Linked DNA regions of Mus musculus: region 1 is linked to region 2. Evidence: chromatin contacts called from ENCODE Hi-C or POLR2A ChIA-PET data. All regions are on one chromosome and are shown on one strand. Each heading gives the region's core, a stretch centred on a gene start or an enhancer-like site at or near the end of the contact. The rest is flanking DNA. Distances are from core to core; before and after follow the strand shown.

Region 1 (6,592 bases), core at 3,560-6,059, 41 kb after region 2:
GGCACCACTACCTGGAGGCCACGGGCTCAAAAACATCAAAGCCTACGGGAACATTTCTCATTCTGTCCACAGAAGATGTGGTATTCACCCAACATTGACAACCACAGAGTTCAAGGGAAGGGTTCCACCCAAGCATAACCTGCTGAACCAATATCTTACTTAGTTTATGGAGAAGTTTCACACCAGGCCCCACCTTCAGCTAACACCCCACCTATATTATATACTTCAGCACTTGTGGGAACTGCCTGCAGCTGGGACAGTGTCAGACAAGGTTGGGCACTGGCAGCAGGGAGTGGCCCGATTTTAGATATGGTCTGATGACCTCCCCACTTTGCCGAAAATGTTGCTAGGCGTGAGTTGGCGAGGATGTTTGGGTAGCCAACTCATATGGCAGTAGTAACACCTAGTGAGTGGTTCACACTTCTACTGTAGCATCTGAGGGTTAGGAGATGGCTCACTGGATAAAGCAGTGCTGTGCCTGACGAGGACCCAAGTTTAGATCCCTAGCACCCACGCGGTAAGCTGGATGAGCACGTGGCCCACCCATAATGGTAGAGACGGGATTCCTGGGAGCAAACCGGCTAGCTGGGCTAGCTTAGTACATTCAGCCAGAGACCTCATTAGTACAGCAGAGGGTGATCAGGGAAGAACTCCCTGGTGATGTCAAACTCTGGCCTTCACAAGCACACACGTATGCAAACATACATCCAGAGACACGCAGCACAGGAGATTCCAGTGTCTGATGTTAGAGCTGACAGAAGAGGTCTGGTTTCTAAGCGGGTCACAAGACTGCTCTTGGGCAGCAGGACACCCCCCCCCCCCAATGGTCTACATACTTCTCTCTTTATTCTGCAATTCCGGAGGCTCTGCAACCTGACCATCAGATCTCCTAGGATCCCATGTAGGGAGCTGGAGAGGCGGCTCAGTGATAAGCATTTGCTGTTCTTGCTGAGGACCCGGGTTTAGTTCCGAACACCCAATGAATGGCTCACAAATATCTATAACTTCAGTCCCTAGGAATCGGACACCCCCTTTCACCTTTGCAGGCACCAGGCATGGTAAAACACCCATACACATGAAAATCTCAAGTCTTTAAAGATGTATTTTCTGTATATGGGTTTGCATGTACCTGTGACGGCATCCAGTCCCATTGTTGACGGTTGTGAGTGCCATGTGGGTGCTCAGAATCTTGGAGAGAGCGGCTAGTCTTCTAAACTGCTAAGCCGTCTCTCCAACCCATAAAAAAGACTTTTTTTTTCCTTTTTCTTTATTTTATTTGTGAGGCAGGGTTTTTTTTTTTTTTTTTTAAAGATTTATTTAGTTTGAGGCCAGCCTGGTCTACAGAGTGAGTTCCAGGACAGCCAGGGCTACACAGAGAAACCCTGACTCGAAAAACAAACAATTATTTATTTTTATGTATGTGTGTACACTGTAGCTGTACAGATGTTTGTGATCCTTCATGGGGTTGTTGGGAATTTTTAGGACCTCTGCTCACTCAGTCCCTGCTTGCTCCAGCCCAAAGATTTATTTATTATTATACACAAGTACACTGTAGCTGACTTCAGACGGACCAGAAGAGGTCATCAGATCTCATTATGGGTGGTTGTGAGTCACCATGTGGTTGCTGGGATTTGAACTCAAGACCTTTGGTAGAGCAGTCAGTGTTCTTACACACTGAGCCATCTCTCTCCAGCCCAAGACTGGGTTTCTTTGTGTAGCCTCTGGCTGTCTTGCAATGCACTCTGTAGACCACGATGGCTTCAAACTCAGAGAGACCCACCAGCCTTTGCCTCCCGAGTGCTGGGATTAAAGGCACAAGCCACCACCACCAGGCAAATTAAATTTCTTTAATTTGATCTCTTGGGTGAGTGACCTCTACTTTGCTACTCCCATCCAATCTTGTCCCAGAAATAGCTGCATCAAAGTTCTAGCAACTGTCTAGCCAGCCTACCCTGGTCCAAACAGGTAGAACGTCCATGGGATTTCTGTTGATGCCTGTGTCCCTGAACACAAGATCCCCAAGGCAATGACAGAAGTACCAAGGCTGTGGGCTCCCTCATCTTGCACCCTGGGTCAGGAGGTGTCAACTGCCCTGGACTTCCTGGACAGGAAAGGTGCTCAAAGCCAACAGACTCCAAAACTCAGTTAAGGAGTGCTCTAACGACTGGTCTTGTACATTAAGACAAAGAGGGCTGGAGAGATGGATCAGCGGTTAAGAGCACTGACTGCTCTTCCAGTGGTCCTGAGTTCAATCCCTGGTGACCACGTGGTGGCTCGCAACCATCTGTAATGGGACCCAACACCCTCTTCTGGTGTGTCTGAAGACAGTTACAGTGCACTCATATACATAAATCTTTAAAAAGAAGTTTAAAAAAAAAAAGACAAGACAACGGGGCTGAGGTGGTGGTGGATGCCTTTAATCTCAGCACTGAAGAGACAGAGGCAGGAGGATCTCTTGGATTCAAGGCCAGCCTGACCTATACAGACCCTTTCTATAAAGGAAAGGACAGACCAGCACAATGGAATGTAAGATGTGACCCAGGTAAGATCCATAGCTAGCTACAGACACCACAGGGACAATTTGGCCAGTATGATTTAGTTTACAGTATTTTCTCCAAGGTGCATTTCCTAATTTTAATCATGTCTTGAAGAAAGTTGGGACAGGGCTTGGGCTGTAGCTCAGGAGGTAGCCCTGGGTTCAACACCCAGCACCGGAAGAAAACAGGTCAAAGTCCTATTCAGTAAACACAGGGATATATTTAAAATTAAGGGGCATAACTGTCTCCAACAGAATCCCGGATGGCTGAAAGTACCAAATATATAACATGCATCCCTGTTCATCTAGATGGGTGGCAATGGGAATTCCTAATAATTCTTGCAGTGTTCCCTAAATTGGAATGTATATACATATATACATATACATACCTACATACATATGTGTGTGTGCGTATTATATAAAGCATTGGAAAAGCCCAGTAACTTCTCCCTGTGCTGAGAACAGAATCTGCCCTCTGCTGCTGAAATTACACTACCCAACTTTCCCTAAGCCTGCCTGCCTTGCTGGCTGTTGGTGGAAGAACATCGAATTCCAGCAGCCAAGGATACAACCAGCTCTGCTGTAGCTCGAATAGCAGGCCTCTGCTCACTTGAAATACAAGGGCATCGACCCAGGCAAGTGTCAGAGCGTCACAGAGCTTATTTAACACTTTTATTAACATATCTATGCACCAAGAAATCTTCCAAGGTTTGTCCTCCACCCTATGCCCTACTGGCCTGCCTCCTCGTGTGGGTTCAGGCTTGCTCCAAGACAGTTTCTGTGTCGTCTTCAGCGTTTTCTGCCTCCTCCAACTGTGGGCTGAGAGGGGCCTGATCTTCCAACAGGGCTGTGGGAAGCTTGGAACTGGACTTTGCAGGTGTGTCAATTTCTGGAGAGACCTCACGCAAGGAGGGCTGTGGAGAGATCCGAGAGCCCTCGCGCGACCGCAAGGTACCAGAGGTCATGGATGGAACCCTGGAGCCCTTGCGTGACGGGGTCGCGGATGAGACACGCGAGTCCTTGCGTGATGGAGTCAGAGATGAGACTCGAGATCCTGGATGTGATGGACTCCGGAGAGCAATCACTGACCCAGCCTTCTGAGATAGGCCCGGAAGAGACTCACTGGACAATATAGATGGAGTCTTGGAGGGTCGGTGTGACAGATCCATGGATTGGCCCCGGGAGGTTGGAACTGACTGGGGCGTAGCCTGGGCTTTTAAAACGTGACTGGTTGACCCGATGCGCAAGCTGGGTTGGAGGCTTTGGGGTGGCTGCCAGAGCGGTGGCCCCCCGGGGCCCCTTTGCAACCAGCCGTGCATTTGCTCCAGGTTCTTCAAGTCCACATGCTCCCGGCGCAGCTGCTCCCGCTGCTCTAGCAGCTGCTGTCGCATGTCCTGCAGTAACTGGGTCCTCTGGAGAAGTCTCATGAGTTCTTGTCGGAGATACCCGTTGTCCGCCTTGAGGGCCTGTGCGTGGGAAATGAGGGAACGTGCGGCCTCCCGCTCGGAGCGGCGCGTCAGGGACTGCACTTGCAGCCGCGCCTCCCGCTCGAAAGCCGTCTTCTCATCTAGGAAGCGTCGCTTCACCCCGTGGAGGAGCTGCGTGTGCTCCACGCGCATGTGCAGCAGCTCGCGCTCCAGGGTCCGGATTCGCGCCAGCTGCTCCAGCTGCAGCTCCTACATGGGGTGGGGTGAGGGTTGGGGAGCAGGGGGCGCCGATCAGCGCACCGGTAGGGAGCGCGCCCATCCCTCTGGAGCCCGCCCGGTCCTCGGGGGGCGCGCGCACTGGCCTTGTAGGGCTGGAGCTCCTGCACCCGCTGCGTCATGTTTTCCGCGCGCTTCTTCATTTCCTGCAGCTGAGCGCGCACCCCGTCCTCACGGCCGTGGTAGAAGGACGCTAGCTCCGCTCGCTGCCACCGGATCTGCGCCAGATCCATGCGGTTCTGGTCTTCGACGCGCACGACGGCGTTGGCGCAGCGCAGAGCGTGCGCGCTCACGTAACCGACATAAAGCCGGTTCTCTTCGCGCAGGCGCTGCGCCTCTCTGTTCAGGAACTCGTTGTCCTGCAGCACCTCGTCGATCCGCTGCTCACAGGCCACCAGGCTTTCTGAGAGCAACGCGTACTCGCGCTGTAGGTACTGCGCGCGCTCCGAGAGCGGTTGCTCTGTAGTTTCCTGCTTGCGCCCCGCGTTTTGTCCGCGCTTCTTCTTGGGCGCCATGGCTTGAGGCCCAAGCCAACTGGACTCATGAGAGCGCTGTGCTCCACCCGCTCCCCCAGCTCAGTTACTCTCCCTTCTTAACCCGAAAATTCTGGAGAACTGCACCCTAGGTTCAAGGGTGTGTCTTCTGATTATGAGGTTCAGAGCAGGCAGGATTAAGGATCAGAGAGCACCGTGGCCAATCTGTATATAAGCGTTCCCTCCAGACCACAGCTTTCGCATCCTGGTGCGTAGCTCTAGGAATGTTGATGTCCAGCTTGAACAACCTCTATGGAGACAGAACTTGGTTGCAGTGCCTCGACCTCATCCCATTCTGTTGCTCTGGCAACGGCTTGACTCAATCATTCATTCCCTAAGGTTTCTTATATCCTTGCATGATTCTTCAGTTACAGTGTCGCAGGTCAGGCAGAACTTCAGCTTCAAGACACTGAACTAACTTCCAAGTGCCCAGCCTCCACTCACCCGGGTCTTAGTGCTCTTGCTTTCACTCCACTAGCTGCGCTTCAGGCCCCACAGCATAAGGGGACTCTCACCGACGCTCCCTCCTCTATCCAGCTTTGAGCGAGCTCTCCCCCTTTCCTTGTGAAGTCTTCATGCTCTCAGGATGAAGCCTCCCCACAACATTTGTTTATTTGTGGAGACAGAGTTTCCCTGTGTAACAAAGCTCAGGTTGTCCTGGACTCGCTTTGTAGACCAGACTGGCTTCAAACTCGCAGACATCAGCCTGCCTTTGCCTCCGGAGTGCTGGGATTAAAGGCATTCACCACCACGCTCAGCTCCACACAGCATTTCTAAGGGGACGCTTGGCATCTAAAGCCTTGATGGAATGCTACTACCTTTCAGATAAAATGCACGATGAACAACGGTCTTCATTTCATAATCCAAGCGCTGGAGACTCGGTAGCCAAACCAAAGGGAAACTTTATTTTACAGCCTTGCTAAGTCTGCGCAACCTATTGAAAGGGCAAAAGTAGCTAGTCTGCAAGTTTGGCTCAAAACAGTGATATATATATATATATATACACACACACACACCTATATATCCCCCCCCCCCTCCGAATTCCTCATTGGCTAGGTTCTTCAGGGAGGTAAAATTTTCCCTACTTCTCTGATTGGCATAGAAACTTTCCCATCCTTCTGGGGTTCAAAATCTCCCCCCCTTTCCATTTACATGGGCTCAGTCCCTTAGTAGATCTGTGATAAATTTAAAAGGGCCCACGTAGGAAGGTGCCAGATGCAAGCTAGAGAAGCCAGGGACCTAGTGCTTCCTGCTTGTCTGTGGGCCATTAATGAGTGCTAAGTGCCCCTCAGGTTAAAAATGGACTCTTTTGCCCACTTTTTATTTTTATTTTTTGGCCAGTGCACTTTTCCACGAGGCCCATCCATTCTACCTTCTTAGCTTTCTTTGCCCGTAAGCCAGACATCTAGAGGATACAAGGGGTCCATCGGGGATTTAATGTCTCCCTTTTTGCTATGAGCTCTATACGGACAGTGTCTTTACAGGATTCAATCTTGATCAGAAAACATCAGCAGTGTGCCGGTTTGCTAGTGGATACCGGAGGTGACAACCATTCAGTGGGGGGTGCGGGCTCAGCAGAGTGGCAGCAAATAAACCACGGGCTTGTGTTGACTCTGTACAGGGACGTCACCATCACCCTGCCAAGCAAAAGGGCAGCAGCCAAGATCACCTAGAAGTACTCTCGAACACAACGCCCAAAGTGTTTGTAGTGTTTGACCAATCACAGATCTAGGAGGCAAAAGAGACCTTTGACATGATCAGCGAGGCTGGGCAGTGGTGGTACATGCTTTTAATCCTGGCACTCAGGAGGCAGAGGCAGG
Region 2 (6,291 bases), core at 1,787-4,286:
ATAACAAAAAACCTAGGATAGCAAAAACTCTTCTCAAGGATAAAAGAATCTCTGGTGGAATCACCATGCCCGACCTAAAGATGTACTACAGAGCAATTGTGATAAAAACTGCATGGTACTGGTATAGTGACAGACAAGTAGACCAATGGAACAGAATTGAAGACCCAGAGATGAACCCACACACCTATGGACACTTGATCTTTGACAAGGGAGCTAAAACCATCCAGTGGAAAAAAGACAGCACTTTCAACAAATGGTGCTGGCACAACTGGCTGTTATCATGTAGAAGATTTCGAATTGATCCATTCCTATCTCCTTGTACTAAGGTCAAATCTAAGTGGATTAAGGATCTCCACATAAAACCAGAGACACTGAAACTTATAGAGGAGAAAGTAGGGAAAAGCCTCGAAGATATGGGTACAGGGGAAAAATTCCTGAATAGAACAGCAATGGCTTGTGCTGTAAGATCGAGAATCGATAAATGGGACCTCATAAAATTGCAAAGCTTCTGCAAGGCAAAAGACACCGTCAATAAGACAAAAAGGCCACCAACAGATTGGGAAAGGATCTTTACCTATCCCAAATCGGACAGGGGACTAATATCCAATATATATAAAGAACTCAAGAAGGTAGACTCCATAAAATCAAATAACCCCATTAAAAAATGGGGCTCAGAACTGAACAAAGATTTCTCACCTGAGGAATACCGAATGGCAGAGAAGCACCTGAAAAAATGTTCAACATCTTTAATCATCAGGGAAATGCAAATCAAAACAACCCTGAGATTCCACCTCACACCAGTCAGAATGGCTAAGATGAAAAATTCAGGTGACAGCAGATGCTGGCAAGGATGTGGAGAAAGAGGAACACTCCTCCATTGTTGATGGGATTGCAAGCTTGTACAACCACTCTGGAAATCAGTCTGGCGGTTCCTCAGAAAATTGGACATAGTACTACCGGAAGATCCAGCAATACCTCTTCTGGGCATATATCCAGAAGATGCCCCAACCGATAAGAAGGACACATGCTCCACTATGTTCATAGCAGCCTTATTTATAATAGCCAGAAGCTGGAAAGAACCCAGATGCCCCTCAACAGAGGAATGGATACAGAAAATGTGGTACATTTACACAATGGAGTACTACTCAGCTATTAAAAAGAATGAATTTATGAAATTACTAGGCAAATGGATGGACCTGGAGGGCATCATCCTGAGTGAGGTAACCCAATCATAAAGGAACTCTCACAATATGTACTCACTGATAAGTGGATATTAGCCCAGAAACTTAGGATACCCAAGATATAAGATATAATTTGCTAAAAACATTAAACCCAAGAGAACGAAGACCAAAGTGTGGACACTTTGCCCCTTCTTAGAAATGGAAACAAAACACCCATGGAAGGAGTTACAGAGACAAAATTTGGAAGTGTGACGAAAGGATGGACCATCTAGTGATTGCCATATCCAGAGATCCATCCCATGATCAGCTTCCAAACGCTGACACCATTGCATACACTAGCAAGATTTTGCTGAAATGACCCAGATATAGCTGTCTCTTGTGAGACTATGCCAGGGCCTAGCAAACACAGAAGTGGATGCTCACAGTCAGCTACTGAATGGACCACAGGGCCCCCAAATGGAGGAACTAGAGAAAGCACCCAAGGAACTAAAGGGAACTGCAACCCTATAGGTGGAACAACAATATGAACTAAGCAGTACCCCGGAGCTCTTGTCTCTAGCTGCATATGTATCAAAAGATGGCCTAGTCGGCCATCACTGCAAAGAGAGGCCCATTGGACTTGCAAACTTTATATGCCCCAGTACAGGGGAATGCCAGGGCCAAAAAGGGGGAGTGGGTGGGTAGGGGAGTGGGGGGGGGTATGGGGACTTTTGGTATAGCATTGGAAATGTAAATGAGCTAAATACCTAATAAAAAATGGAAAAAAAAAGATTCTGGGATTCAGGTTAGCTGAGGCTGAAGAATCAGCTGTAATGAACAAGATACCAGGACTACTAAAGTGAAACCTTTGCTTTGCTGTGATACTCGATGCTGGTCAGCTACAGCTGAAGAATTAGTAGTGATTAAGAAGAAACTAGCATCATTGAGGTAAAAACTTTCTAAGTATTTCCTAAGAGCTACACAGAAGCTGTGTTCCAGAAGCAGCCAAGGTTGTCCCTCATGCTGGCAGCTGAACTTGGTAGCATAAGAGTCACCCAGGTGGTACTTACTGGTTTTGAAGACATGAACAGTTCATGGAGGGCAGCTGAGGCTTGGCACTGTGCAGTTTCAGTGGCAGATTTTTTAAAAACAGGATATAAAATATAGAGATAAACCCACACAATTTTTTTTTTTTTTTTGTTAAGACCTAGATGACTCTTAAGGTTGTACCTTCCACGAGGCTGAAGAGATTCCTTGGGGTTAAGATCAAGCAGTTGGTTGGTGCTCTTCCAAAGGATCCTGGTTTGATTTCCAGCACCCACATGGCAGCTAAGAACTGTGTCTATAATCCCATTTCCAGGAGAATATAATGCCCTCTTCTGGCCTCCAGGAGCACCAAGCACACATATGGTGAACAGACATACACACATGCAAAACACTAAAACACACAATAAAATAAAGTTCTGCCTCCATCAGTGAGTGAGCTTGGCATTCTAGGCTCACACCTGACTTTGCAAAGTTGTAAAATAAACTGCCTCGATTTCACTACTCTGAGTCTCCAGTGGTTTATTACAAAGATGTTGTGTCATAGGCACAGCGGCTCAAAGTTGTCTTTCCACCATAGGCATACACACATAAGATAATGATAAAGATGTTCTAAACGCTCAAAGCTAAAACCAAAAGCTACATACAGAACCATCACTAACAACCAACAAGAAATCTTTACTAAAAGCTCTCTAAAGAGCCTGCCTTTCCCAGCTCTTCCAGGGAAGTCTGACGACATCTACTGCCTAGCTTCGCCGCTAATCCCACACCCACGTGCGCAAACAGGGCTCTCAGCCACCGCGTCTGCGCACTGGGTCCTCCGGCTGACCGCAGGAATCTGGCCCGGAAGTCTGTGACAGGGAGACGGCCCCGGCCCCCATTCTTATCCTAGAGTGCCTACGGATGTCCTCCGGGCGGAGCCTCGGGCAGTTTCCGGCCGGGGCGTGCGGCAGCGGTGCGGGCTTTGTGGCCGCCCGGGGTTACCCGCCTGGATGCTGCTCGGCTTGGTTCCGCGCCGTCCTCTCGCCGCCGAGCTCCGGGTGAGTGAGGCGGAGCGGCTCGCGCGGGTGGGCGGGCTCGTGACCGGCGGGGCTCAGCGAGTTGGTTGGTGTCCCGGGCCGGCTGCACTTCGCTTTGGCCTCTGTCCGTAGCTCCTCGCTTGGTTCGGGCCGGAGCCTTGCGTCTCCTCGCCGAGCTGCGGGCGGTAGATGCATGGACCGATCGTCCGCAGACATCGAGGCCCTCGAGGGTTGCACACTCGGCCTCGGCGCCTGCAGGTCGGGCCCCCGGATGGCTGCTTGAAGGCTAAGCCGCTCAGGTGATGGAATGCAGGTGCGCGCCACGCTGCTCTTCGGCTTGGACCTTGCCCTCCTGCCTTCTGCCTTCCCTCAGTCCTTTCGGCCTCTGTCCGAGGGGATGCAGTGCAGGCACCCCAGTGCTTCAGGGGTTGAAGATAATATGTGTGTTGGACAGAATCAGCTCCGTATGTCATGAAGGAGGATTCTTAGGTGGGGTGAGGTGTCATACAAGCTGTTCTATTCCATGAAGTGTCTGAGTCAACGTCTATGACATCTCTGTGATAATGCCAGGGACATTTAGTCCTCTTTGCACCCGGCCCCACCGTGGTCCAGGAGTCCCCAGGGCTTGAGTGCTATGCTAGAGGTTTCCCGGGATATTAGCAGAAGAACAGTTCTAAACTCAAGTAGTTTTCCAGGTGGAGAGCTGATATTCACAATCGCCCTGTGCTCTTCTAGACATCGTTCCTTTGAGACCCATTACAATGAAAGAAACAAATGTCTTCTGATCACGAAGAAATCAGACTCCCCATGCCCCTCGCGCGCGCGCGCGCACACACACACACACACACACACACACACACACACAAACAAACATATACACATCAAGTTTTAAGGCAGAGAGCAGACCTTTGTTCCTGTCACGGATGTGGCATTGTATCTGTTTTAATACTTGGCATAATGATGGCATTCTTTTTTCATATGGGAGGTATAGAGAAACCTCACAAGCCAACACATGCAGCTATGGACACTCCTGGAGCCTTGGGGGTGGATTTCTGGTTCTGGAATGCGTTGGAGGATGATATAGAGAGAGGGTAGACCTGGGAAAGTACCCCCACTCCCCTACAAGACTTATGGTCTGATCTGGAAGTGGACGGGATGCCAGAGAAGCAGTGGGCTAGAACAAAGTGGTGTCTCTGAAGTAAATCACAGAGCCCTCTGACTGCTCTGTTGGCTTATGGAAAATGGCTGCTAAAAGGCCCTGGGCTTGTTAGGAAAAGAAGACTGTTTGTGTCAGCAGGATCCTTGTATGTAGGGGCTAGAGGTAGAGGTTGGAATAGGAGTCCTAAGAGAGCAGCCAGTCACTCGCTCTATTCTTTTTGACCTCAAATAGCATGCCTTGCACACACAGCACCCAGCTACCTCCACAGCTGCAGTGGCACATCCACAGGTTGTCAGGGACACCATGTCGAGGCCCGCCCGCCTGGTTATTCCCAAGGCTGCAGAGATGCAAGCTTTCCTGCTCCTGTTTTTCTTTATGTGTATGGGTGTCTAATGTTGGTTTTTATTCTCCTGATGGAATTGTTGTCTCTAAGGTTTACTGCCTCCATCTCCTAGCTTGCTAGTCCTGGAAGCTTCTAGCCTCTGTCCAATCTAATCTAGGCCTAAACTTGTTTTCAGCCCCTGAGACTTGCTGCTGAATAAGCTCATCCCTTCTGGTTCTTTCTGGAATCTTCTGGCTGGTTTAACTCAGCTGTTCTGTATCAAACTTGTCTCCCAGCTGACTCACTCAGTCTGGCTTCTGAATTGCTCTGCTTGGCCTCCAACTAAGTCTGGTACTCTGTTCTAATCTTCTGGCTCGTTCTCTCCTCAAACTGTCTGTAAAACTGCCTCTCTTCTTTCTCTAGACTGCGGGCCCCTTAAGTGGCTTCCCTTTCTTTTCTCTTCTAGTAAGAGTTGGTATATCCTGTTCTGTCAAATCTTTCTTGATTTGTCACCTTGTCCGCCTCTCAATCAGACATCACTTCCAAACATGGGTGCTTCCTTGTACAAACTATCTTTGCCTTCATTGTTTGGGATTAAAAGTGTGAACTAAGGGTGTGTCTGTAGTCCAGCCAGAAGGATTAAAGGTGTGTGCTAAGGGCTGAGCTAACAGTATCTTGGTGTTCACTGTGTGATCCTATCTTGCAGCATGGGTGTTTTGCCTGCTTGTTAGTCTGTCCATCATGTGTGTACCTGGTACCCTCAGAAGCCAGAAGAGGGCGTTGTATCCCCTAGAATTTGCGTTACAGAGTTGTGAGCGGCTATGGGGTTCTGGGGAACTTGAACCCGGGTGCTCTGGAAGAGTAGTCAGTGCTTTTAACTGCTCAGCCATCTCTAGCTGCCGAGTTGTAAGAGTCACCGAGAGGCACACATGATTCTAAGCTCTTCTTGTAAACAGCTGCAGGCTTGTGTCCAGGTAGCGTAGTCATTCTAAGTCTGATATAAGGGGCTGAGGTGCAGCTCACTGGTAGAGCACTTGCTTAGCATGCATAATATCCCGAGTTCCATCCTTAGCACTCCATAAAATAATAAAAGTCAGAAGGTATCGGTGGTTTCTAAAACGTGAGCGTATGCAGGTCCTTGCCAAACCCTGTGGCTGGCTGGGTTGCCTTGAACTTCCTTATACTGAATGCCAGTGAGACTCTGGTGCCACGGGCTGGCAGCACTGCCTTGCTGTAGCTTTAGGGGTTCTGAAGCTTCAGGCTTGCATGGAGCAGAGCAGAGCACTGGCCCCTGAGAACAGCCAGCTCTTAGAAGGGGTGATGGGAAAGGTTGAGCTCAAGTGTTGTCTTGGTTAGGGTTTCACACTGTGAACAGACACCATGACCAAGGTAACTTTTGTAAGGGACAATATTTAACTGGGGCTGGCTTACAGGTTCAAAGGTTCAGCCCATTATCATCAGGGTGGGAGCATCTAGGCAGGTATGCAGGAGCTGAGAGTTTTCTGTCTTGTCCCAAAGGCAAATAGGAGAAGAGTACTATCTTCCAGGCAGCTAGAACAAGGGTCTCTTAAAGCCCACCCCCACGGT

Evidence for each region. A loop is a pair of places that touch in the nucleus more often than their neighbours do. ChIA-PET counts read pairs that join two places held with the same protein, here RNA polymerase II (POLR2A).
Region 1: a loop to region 2 is called in a map of heart, with 2.7 times the contacts of the local background. The contact joins the promoter of Ccdc166 here to the promoter of Zfp623 in region 2. A Hi-C loop is called at or near these places in 5 of 37 maps with a recorded cell type or tissue (heart, left cerebral cortex and regulatory T cell). POLR2A ChIA-PET finds 5 or more read pairs at or near these places in 4 of 5 experiments (Patski and embryonic stem cell).

Annotation. Positions count from the first base shown.
Region 1 is chr15:75,977,476-75,984,067 of GRCm38, forward strand. It overlaps Ccdc166 (coiled-coil domain containing 166), which reads right to left and starts at 4,810. Exons shown (of 2, transcript NM_146059.2): 1 at 4,326-4,810; 2 at 2,397-4,212. The coding sequence starts at 4,754. The coding sequence ends at 3,292.
Region 2 is chr15:75,937,916-75,944,206 of GRCm38, forward strand. It overlaps Zfp623 (zinc finger protein 623), which reads left to right and starts at 3,037. Exons shown (of 2, transcript NM_030199.3): 1 at 3,037-3,244.